Linked DNA regions of Homo sapiens: all the other regions are linked to region 3. The links are chromatin contacts, found by Hi-C or POLR2A ChIA-PET in ENCODE. All regions are on one chromosome and are shown on one strand. The core of a region is the stretch at or near the end of the contact, and the rest is flanking DNA. Distances in the headings are between cores, read along the strand shown. Region 1 overlaps KIAA1217. Region 2 overlaps KIAA1217. Region 3 holds the start of KIAA1217.

Region 1 (3,426 bases), core at 850-3,349, 220 kb before region 3:
AACATTCGAAGAAATCAAAAAGTTCTTGACCAAGAAGTGTGAACAGCCATATTTGGGGCAGAGCTTGGTACTTAGCTGGCTGTGTGCTTTTGAATAAGTCCCTCAAATTTTATGCGTCTGAGTTTCTGGTTCCATAAAATGAAATGGCTGGATTAGTCACTAAATAATCTGTGGAGTTCTAAAATGTTTAGAGACCATACTAGCAACTGATTGCTTGTGTTGATCTAAGTCCTGTTTTCCAGGTTGTTTGGTTGGAACAGATCAAATGAGTTCTTTCTACTGTATACATGACACCAAAATGACAATAAAGATGCTTTTGAGCCAGGTGTGGTGGCCCACGCCTATAATCCCAACCATTTGGGAGTCCGAGACTAGAGGATTGCTTGCCTCAGGAGTTTCAGACCAGCCTGGGTAACATAGGGAGATTCTGTCTCTACAAAAGATTAAAAATTAGCCAGATATGGTGGCATGTGCCGGTAGTGCCAGCTACTCGGAAGGCAGAGGTGGGAGGATCATTTGAGCCCAGAAGGTCGAGGCTGCACTGAGACATGATCATGCCACTGAGGTCCAGCCTGGGTGACAGAGCAAGACCCTGTCTTCAAAAAAAGAGAGATGAGGCCAGGCATGGTGGCTCACACCTGTAATCCTAGCACTTTGGGAGGCCGAGGCAGGTAGATGACCTGAGGTCAGGAGTTTGAGACCAGCCTGACCCACGTGGTAAAACCCCGTACCTACTAAAAATAGAAAAAAATTAGCTGGGCCTGGTGGTGGGCGCCTGTAATCCCAGCTACTTGGGAGGCTGAGGCAGGAGAATCGCTTGAACCCAGGAGGCGGAGGTTACAGTAAACGGAGATCGCACCATTGTACTCCAGCCTGGGCGAAAGAGCAAGACTGTCTCATAAAAAAAAAAAAAAAAAAAAAAAAAAAAAGAGAGAGAGAGAGAGAGGGAGAGAGAGATGCTTTTGTTTCTAACTGACTCTCAATCCCATCAATAGCAGGAGTCCATTTAGCTTAATTTTGGAGGATATTCAACTGGGGGCCCTGGGGAAAGGCCACCTGGAAAGTAAGATCTTTGGGTAAAGGACAACTCTTTAAGAAATGAATGGAAAGTGAAGATGCTTCTCAGTCTCTTTTCTTATGGAAAATAATACAGAGCCCACTGCTTTTATTCTAACTTGTTATGTGTAAATAACGACCCAGTGGGATCATTACCTAAAATGTCCACAGGGTCTTTCTATGGAGGAAAGAACACTTGAGGGGGAATTGGGAAAGTTCCAATATGAATGAAGTACTGCCTACAACTCTTAAGACCTCGATCAGGTCTCTCCGCTACCTTTTTGGGCCTTAGTTTCCCTAACCCTTAGATAAAATGGTGGACTGAATCATTTCTAATGTTCTTTTCAGATGTAGCATTCAAAAATCTGTGGCGGAGAAATTTGTCCTCGTTTTTATAAGCTATACCCTGTAAATGAATTGTAGAAAACCAGATAGTGAAATCATCTGACTGGGTGAAATAAGCCCAACCAATCAGGATAATGAATCTGCTTTCTTCACTAGGATATAAAGAAATTAGAATTTGGTATAAACTCTATGAAAGGGATATGATGGACCAAACAAAAAACAAAAAACAAAAAACAAAAAACAAAAAAACACTCTAAATGCAATATAGTGGGTAAAAAAAAACCCCTCAAAAACAAAAAAACAAAAAACAAAAAAAACTCTAAGGCAAAATGGCAGGCAAAAAATGATGTCACAACTTACCTTACATCATTTAATTCATAATAGACATTTCTGCTTTCATCTTTGATGTAAATGGCGACACTGGGCGATTCCAGCATTTTCATGGTGAGCTGCTGTGGAAAGGCACTTACGAAGAGAGCACGGATTGTGTCTGCACTTGTGATTTCATTCGGCATCCTGAGCTGCTTGGTTTCATCTCCATACTGGAGATAGAGAACCCCTGCACACAAAGGAAACAGTTATTAGTCACAGGTCAAGACTCAGGGGACACACAGCACAAGCTGAGCCACTTCTTTCCTGCTGCACTTAGGAACGTTCAGGACAAGCTTGGCAAGCATGTAACAAGAGATCTAGGTTTGGAATTTCCAAGGAATGCACTGTTTGGTTATTGTGTAAGTACTCACCTTCGTTCTTTGAAGTCCAAGCAGGTGTTAAAGAGCCTAATTTTCAAAAATTCAAGGGCTGGGTGCAATGGCTTATGCCTGTAATCCCAGTGCTTTGGGAGGCCATGGCAAGAGGATTGCTTGAGGCCAGGAGTTCGAGACCCACCTGGGCAATGTAGCAAGATCCCATCTCTTTGGAAAAAAAAAAATTAGCTGGGTGTGGTGGCACATGACTGTAGTCTCAGCTACTCAGGAGGCTGTGGTGGGAAGATCACTTGAGCCTCAGAGTTGCAGGCTGCAGTGAGCTATGATTGCGCCACTGCACTCCAGCCTAAGTAATAGAGTGAGACCCTGACTCAAAAACAAACATGCAAGAAGCAAACCTCTGGTAGCCTAAAGCAAAAGACAATACTTGGCCAGGCTCGGTAACTCACGCCTGTAATCCCAGCACTTTGGGAGGCTGAGGCAGGCGAATCACTTAAGGTCAAGAGTTTCAGACCAGTCTGGCCAACATGGTGAAACCCCATCTCTACTAAAAATACAAAAATTAGCTGGGTGTGGTGGCACATGCCTGTAATCCCAGCTACTCGGGAGGCTGAGGCAAGAGAGTTGCTTGAACCTGGGAGGTTGCAGTGAGCTGAGATCACGCCACTGCACTCCAGCCTGGGCGATAGAGTAAGACTCCATCTTAAAAAAAAAAAAAAAAAAAAAAAGGACGATACTTAATTCCTTGGAAAGGTATATTTAGAAATCTGACCTCATAGAGTGATTTTTTTTCATGTCTTTCATTAACTAGGAACACAATCATTATAGCCATGGGTAAGCTACATAGCTTAAATCTGTCTAGTCCATTCAGAAACATTTTCAGTGGAAATGCAACAAGATTTCTGTGGTTCTAATACATATTTATTGAATGTTCATATCGTGCTAGAATCTGGCACCTCAATGTTTCAGAAATAAAATGGAAAAAGCACAGGATCCCAGAGTTCCCAGGGGGTATGTGGGCCCCAGTGCACCCTGCCTCCTAGCACTCACCCATCTGTGGAGAGCAGCTCTGTTCCACGTTGATTCTGGGCTTGGCTGTGTGACTTGCTTTGGCCAATGGGATATTAGCAAGTGTGATGCAAAAGGAAAGCTTGATATGTGTTTGCACCCTGGAGTTTGTCCTCTTGGTGAGCTTGGTTTGGGGATGTTTCCTTTCAGAACTCAGCTTCTGAGGAGTCCAACCCAGCCACACGGGAGGTCACATGCTGAAGAACCACCCCATCTAAGCGCCCATTTTACAGCTGGAACCACTGAGGTT
Region 2 (3,153 bases), core at 420-2,919, 140 kb before region 3:
CTTGAGGACATTGTGCTAAGTGAAATAAACCAGTCACATAGAAAAACCCAAACACTTTCAGTAGGTTTATGATTTTACCTAAACGAGTTGTCTAGAATAGTCAAGCTCACAGAGACAGAAAGTAGAATGGTGGTTGCCAGGGGCTGGGAGGATGGCGGGGATGGAGAGCTGTTGTTGAATGGATAGAGTTTCAGTTTTACAAGATGAAAAAGTTCTGAAGATTGGTTGCATAACAATGTGAATATACTTAACACCACGGAACTGTACGCTTTAAAATGGTTAAGATGGTAATTTTACGTTATGTGTATTTTACTACAATTTAAAAAATCGTAAAGTTGCCGATAGTCAAATGAATAAAATGAGAAAGGGGGAAAAAAGCGACCCCCCCACCCAAAAAAAATCACCAACTCCTAGCCTAGGTTTCTCTACAAAGTATCTAACTATATAAGGAAAGTTCAAATGGCAAATTATTCTAAGCTTCTTATTTGTGTTGCAGAGGCAATTCCTTGCCTGTATATTTAGTCACAGTTAAGTCTTATCTTAACAACTCTCTCCAAAGGGGACTGGATCTGCACTCAATCAAGTCGGACTGAAGATCTTAGGTTCATTCATTTATTCTAATGGTCCCGTTAGTGTTTCCATAATGTTTTGATTCCTTGAGATCTTAAACCATGCCCTTACCTCAAATGTTGGGCTATGTATGGATACCCTTTGGATAGGCTCACAGCAGTAGGCTGCAATTTCTTTCTGTTACCCTTTTTATTTGGAATGACTCCTATGCGTAGATAAATATTGCCGTATTCCTACGAAGTGGGCAGCTCTGTGCTCCATGCGGAGGGGAACTCAAGCCAAGCACTACAGCTGTCCCTAAGTGCCATCTGCCATGATCTGCCGTGGCTTCTACCACCCCCTTTTTTGTGTGTGTTAGGAGGAAAATGAAGTTCATTTTCAATGCTAACTGTCAGTGAAGAAATCACTATGCTTGGTGTCTTGAATTAGTTGGATTGAAAAAAGCTTTTTCATATCTGAAGCCAAAGAACAGACTATATACCCCTTTTGTCACACACCCATGTTGCTTCTCTGACTGGGGTGTGGAACTAACGAGTGCCTATGCCTCTTTGTTCAATTGAACAGAAGCAACCAAATTGCCCATTCAGTTGATGATGGATTAGCCACCTGGATGGTTGATATTGGATTCTCTGAGATAGTCTGCAGAGTTGATTCTGAGATAAGAACAGTTCTTAATTGTATCAACTAACTGAATCCACAGTCTGTTTTAATTCAAGATCCAAGACACATTCCTACCATTAAACATATGGAAGACAGATAGAAAGAAATCTCATTTATTTTCTCGCCATATAAATAGGAAGGTCTCTCCCTTGAACAATAACATGTACAAATAAGGAGATTTTTGAGCAGGGGCTATTCCCTGACCATGTTTAAGCACAGATCTGTTTAAAATTAAAAGTTACATTCCTGTTATTAAAAGCTCATCCTCTTTTAGAAAATACCCAATCAGTTCAGGAGGGAAAAAAATCCTTCACTGTGCACATTATTAACTCATGGAAGGCTTTAGGTTTCCACATTCCCCAATAATAAGGTCAGAACTGACTCTTGGACTCTACCCCAAAACCTCAACTTCCTGCTCTGCAAGAAGATTTACCTCAGAGAAGGAATAGGTCTCAACTGTTGCCAAAGCAAAGACATTTATACGAAATCAGTCAGATCAGGGCAACTGGTAACTCTATTCGATGTGCCACATTCTAAAAGACAAAGCGCAAGAAATACGAACAGTTTTCTGTCTGATTGTCTACAAATGTGTGTGTGAGTAGGTACAGTAGATTTATTGAACGCTGTCCCAGAAGTGAGATTTCCAGATAAGACATTTAAAAATATCCTTCTAGATGCTATTTTTAACATTATCTTATTTATTTAAAATTTTGTTTATATTCAATCTTGTTAAGCTTATTATAAGGGCAAAATTAATTCTTTTTGGATGATACAATGTCATCGTGAACACTAATTCTGGTGTTAATAGAGAAAATGGAAACAAAGAGGCCTCTTCATTAAGCAGTTTCAAAACAGTGAACTGAGCAACCAATTTTGCAAATCTTCCCCCTGCATGGCCCATAACTAAAAATATAGTCACTCAAACATCGTAGAATTGGAGACGGAAAAACAGCTCAATGGAATGAAACATAGAGTTCAGAAACAGACCCAAACACAGGCAGAAATTTGGATCTCACAAAGTGGCATTTCAAATCAACAAGGGAAAAGATTAATTATTCAGTTCGTGGTAGTGGTACTGTTGACTAGCCACTTGGCAAAAGAAAGAAAGCTAGATCTCTATCAAACTCCTTGCCTCAAAATAAACTGTAGAAGGATCAAATATTACAACGTAAGGAAGCTAAACTCTAAGAGCACTAGTATAGAACACAAACAATGCTTAATATGTAATATTAGGACAGGGAAGTTCTTTCTAAAAATACAATTCCAGAGGCAGAAATATGAGAGGAAAGATTTCTGAGGTTGATTGCATGAAAATTTTAAATTTCTATGGGAAAAATACATGCAAACTTTAACAACTGGAGAAATATTTGCATAAAGTGTGAAAGTTAATTCCTTAATTTATGAAGTGGTCTAAAAATACCCCCCAAAAACCTCATCATCCAATTAAAAATGGGTAAAAACACAAACTGGAGCTTCGCACAAACACAAAATTGACTAACTAATATAGGAAAATATACTCTAACGTCAATGATTATAAAAATGTAAATCAAAACAATGAGCTTTTTTTACTCATTGGGTTAGCAAAACTTTTAAAAAGTTAATATACAGGATAGCAACTATCAACTAGCATTCTTATATGTTGCAGAATATTATATATATCCAAATAGGTCTAACATTTCTGGTAAGATTTGTAAACATTTTGAACAATCAATTCTACCTTTAGAAAGTTATCCTGTGGAAAAAAATACCCAGATATATGAACAGACCATCCAGTGCAGCTTTGCCTTCGTAAGAAATTGGATAAAGATGGAAATGCAGGAGTTGCAGTTAGAGAAAGACAGAAACTAGAAAAATAATCATTTAAATTAGCATAGGGAACTGATTTAGTAAATGATAATTCATATGATGGTAAACAATGTAATC
Region 3 (3,134 bases), core at 555-3,054:
ATTCACCGTTTACCTGAAATTCAAATTTAGCTGGGCCTCCTGTATTTTTATTTGCTAAATCCAGCAGCCGTGCCATCTAACATGCTATATATTTTATTTATTTGTTCATTGTCTGTCTCTACCAGCTCCCCACCCCCTGAAACTTGGTCCTTACACTGGAAGTTAAATGAAGGCAAGTATTTTTAGTCTGCTTTGTTCACCACTGGATGTCTGGCAGCTAAAACAGTGACGTCTACATAACAGATGCTCAATATTCACTGAATGAATGAATTAGTGAGCAAAGGAGCACACTGTCTCAGGCTGACCATCCTAGCCTCTGAAGCCTCTGAATTGCCCTGATTGTTGGAAAGTCATTTCTTAAATGGATCCCTTTCTAATGGCCCCTCTAGAATCTGAGTCATCTCTTTCAGGACAGGCCCAGAGGTTGAATTCCTGAAGTAGGATCCTGTCCTAGAAAATGGGGGTGGGGGGTTGCGGGGGTCAGGGGGACGAGGTAGCCTTATCTTCCACTGGATGCCACTGACCCCGGTAGCCTGAAGGAGAGTGCTGTGCTTTGGCAGCACGAAGGCAGACACTTCGACAGATGACTGTTCAGACTCAGGGATTCTCCAGCCATTACAAAACTTCAAGTTTTCTGCATTTCACTGGGGGATTTCTATCTCTTGTCATTGTAAGTTCTCCTGACTGGCTTAGCTTTGCATTTTCAGCGTGGATGAGTCATGTGTTACTTCCCTTTCACATTTTCATAAAACACACACCTTTTCCCCTGTGCATAATCCCTACTCCCACGCACAGCACTGCACTCCCGCACGTCTTTTTGTTGTGTACTGGCCCCTGCATGAACCTGAGGGAGGGTGGGGCGGGTGGTCCAGGGCTGTGTGGTTTATGAACATGCTGCCTATAGGATCCCACAGAATCAGCTCTTGGCATCACAGGCATCAGATGCCAGAGAGCAGGGACCTCCTCTGGCCACCCAACCCGGTGCGAAATTTCTTTGGAACAACATAAGCTTCTGGAAATTCCCTACGGAAAAGACAAGTCTATTATAAACACAATTAAAGGGAAACTGCCTGGAGAAAATTTACCAAAATTGTCCAACAACTCCCAAGTTTTGAATTAAAACATAAAAGAAGATCCAGAGTTCTATCTATCACCCAGATGCTCAAGCCCTCCCCTGCTGCTCGGATCTGTAAAATAAAACATGCCTGGTTTCTGTGATTTAACTCTAAAATTCTGCACAAACTTTGCAGCCAGCATGCATCTGCCACATGGAATCCCCCAACCAATGAATGGAAGCTGCGGTCCTAGAGACAGTTTCACAAAAACAGCTCCTTTCTCCCGTGGCTGGAGCCCCGGGGGGAAATGATTAAAAGCTGCTTAGTGATTTATTTGTCATTGCTTAGAGATACAGCTCATGCTGATGGCTCACTGCACTACAAATGTGACATCACCCCACCACCTCTTTTGCTGCTTAAGAAAATCGTGCCAGAGATAAAGTCAAGCCTAAGAAATCACAGTTCTCTATGCTCTACTCAGTTTGGAAAATGTACCATCCCAAGAAATTGCCTTTTTTTTTTTTTTCCTTTGCCGGGTCCCAGAGCTGCAGTTTATAAAAAGCAGCAAGCGGCAAGGGGCACGCGTCCCTGTAACTCCATCTTTGAATGGGTCTGTTACTTACCCTGCATCTGTCTTCTGTCTGCTGAGTAAGGAAGGCACGGCTCACATTTCTGGCTTTCATTTTCTTCCATTGTCTCTGCCTGCCGCAAAAGCTCCTCGCTCTCTGGAAACTTCAGAGCGCAGTTCTAAAAGCTCCCAGAAAGCGCCTGGGAGGGGGCCCGGGGCTGGGGAGGAGGGGACGGTGCGAAACCCCACCCCAAACTATTTTCCACTCCGGTGCAAAGTCTCCCTCGCCCGAGAAAACTGCATTCCAGCGCGGGGCCTCTTGGATCTCCCCTGCCCCTGGCCCTCCGTCCCTAGGTCTGTCCGTCCGTCCGTCCGTCCGTCCTCAGGCGCGCTCTCCGGGGACTGGGGGCTGGGCTCTGCCAGGGCAGGGCGATGCGGGGGTGTGGGGGGGAGGCCTCAACAGGTGACGGCCTCTCCTACCCACAACTGGGCCTGCCTGGTTCCACTGCTGCAAACCACCGAGGCTCTGCAGCCGAGGAAGGAAAACATTTCACACATGATTAAGGCCGAGAGCCTTCGCTGGGAGCCAGTGCCCTCATCTCTTTAATCTCAGAGGCAGAGTGAGCCTCCCAAATCGGGTGATCCACATATTAAAAAACAGCAACCTGTTGAACCTCCCAAATTTCAGTGAACTCCCTTAAAAAAAAATCCCAAACAATTTGAAAGAAAGAGTATATGCTGAGTGTTGTAAGTAAGCACTTTCCGGCACTAACTTTTTAGGGCCCGATTAACATCTATGAAGAGGTATAGCGTCATTTGCACACAGTCGATTTCAATCACTTAATCTGGACTTTTTAAAAAAAAGTTTCTACGTACTTGCTCACTTTCTCAGACTCCTCCCTCCCCCAACACACTTACACACACACACACACACACACACACACCCAGCCCTTAATCACAAATCTGAAAGGTAAACTAGTAAAGTCAATCTTCTGAAGCTCTCCCAGTTAACGACTCCAAAAATCTGAAAGACAGTGAAAATGCATTTCTTTGGACAGGCAGAGTTACAACCAACATACTTCTCCTTTTAAACCACCTACAAATATTTATTTTGTTCTTTACCCAGTCCTTGAAAAACTGGCAGAGTTCCCAGAGAGTGAAAATAGGAGGCATGATGTCCGAAAAAAAAAAAAAAAAGAGGATGGGAAAATAATTTAGGCAACATTAGCTCTGCGATGTCAGATATCTCAGAGTAACACAGTAGCTAGGAGGAAGAGCGCGATTTTGTAACCTGTAGTAGCCCCGTCACAGGAGGGGTAAAAAAGGACAATGGTTAGTCTGGTGACCATACTTTGCCCCAGTTTACAGGGCATTCCAGCAAGGTTTGAGATTGATTTAGATCAAGAATGTGTGCTGAACAATGGCCAGCCTATGTTCCAGATTGTGACCTCGAGTGACCTGTGTGTTTTGGCAGTGGGGGTGACGTATTTTGGCCATTTAAGACATAAGGA

What was found. A loop is a pair of places that touch in the nucleus more often than their neighbours do. ChIA-PET counts read pairs that join two places held with the same protein, here RNA polymerase II (POLR2A). Pooled maps may share reads with other maps.
Region 1: POLR2A ChIA-PET joins it to region 3 with 10 read pairs in PC-9. The contact joins the enhancer-like site here to the promoter of KIAA1217 in region 3. A Hi-C loop is called at or near these places in 2 of 37 single-sample maps with no recorded cell type and 7 of 50 pooled maps. POLR2A ChIA-PET finds 5 or more read pairs at or near these places in 1 of 52 experiments (PC-9).
Region 2: a map of PC-9 shows a loop between it and region 3 (8-fold over the local background). The contact joins the enhancer-like site here to the promoter of KIAA1217 in region 3. A Hi-C loop is called at or near these places in 29 of 168 maps with a recorded cell type or tissue (A673, Calu3, PC-3 and 17 more), 3 of 37 single-sample maps with no recorded cell type and 14 of 50 pooled maps. POLR2A ChIA-PET finds 5 or more read pairs at or near these places in 7 of 52 experiments (A673, BJ, GM12878 and 4 more).

The regions. Positions count from the first base shown.
Region 1 is chr10:24,431,529-24,434,954 of GRCh38, reverse strand. KIAA1217 reads right to left here. Exons shown (of 21, transcript NM_019590.5): 4 at 1,762-1,960. LOC124902395 (a long non-coding RNA gene) reads left to right here. Exons shown (of 2, transcript XR_007062090.1): 2 at 3,327-3,426. Among named protein-coding and RNA genes, the nearest start is that of MIR603, 160 kb to the right of the region's middle. RefSeq lists enhancers at 834-1,510, 1,856-2,492, 1,348-2,547. Within about 2 kb of position 2,099, at least 2 of the 41 ENCODE cell types and tissues checked have a DNase peak (open chromatin) inside an H3K27ac peak, as active enhancers do; they include PC-9, where a contact is called at or near this core.
Region 2 is chr10:24,342,972-24,346,124 of GRCh38, reverse strand. The region is part of intron 2 of KIAA1217; the gene reads right to left. Among named protein-coding and RNA genes, the nearest start is that of MIR603, 69 kb to the right of the region's middle. Within about 2 kb of position 1,669, at least 5 of the 41 ENCODE cell types and tissues checked have a DNase peak (open chromatin) inside an H3K27ac peak, as active enhancers do; they include A673, PC-3 and PC-9, where a contact is called at or near this core.
Region 3 is chr10:24,207,808-24,210,941 of GRCh38, reverse strand. KIAA1217 reads right to left here and starts at 1,804. Exons shown (of 21, transcript NM_019590.5): 1 at 1,679-1,804. The coding sequence starts at 1,748. RefSeq lists enhancers at 986-1,045, 419-1,618 and a silencer at 1,336-1,385.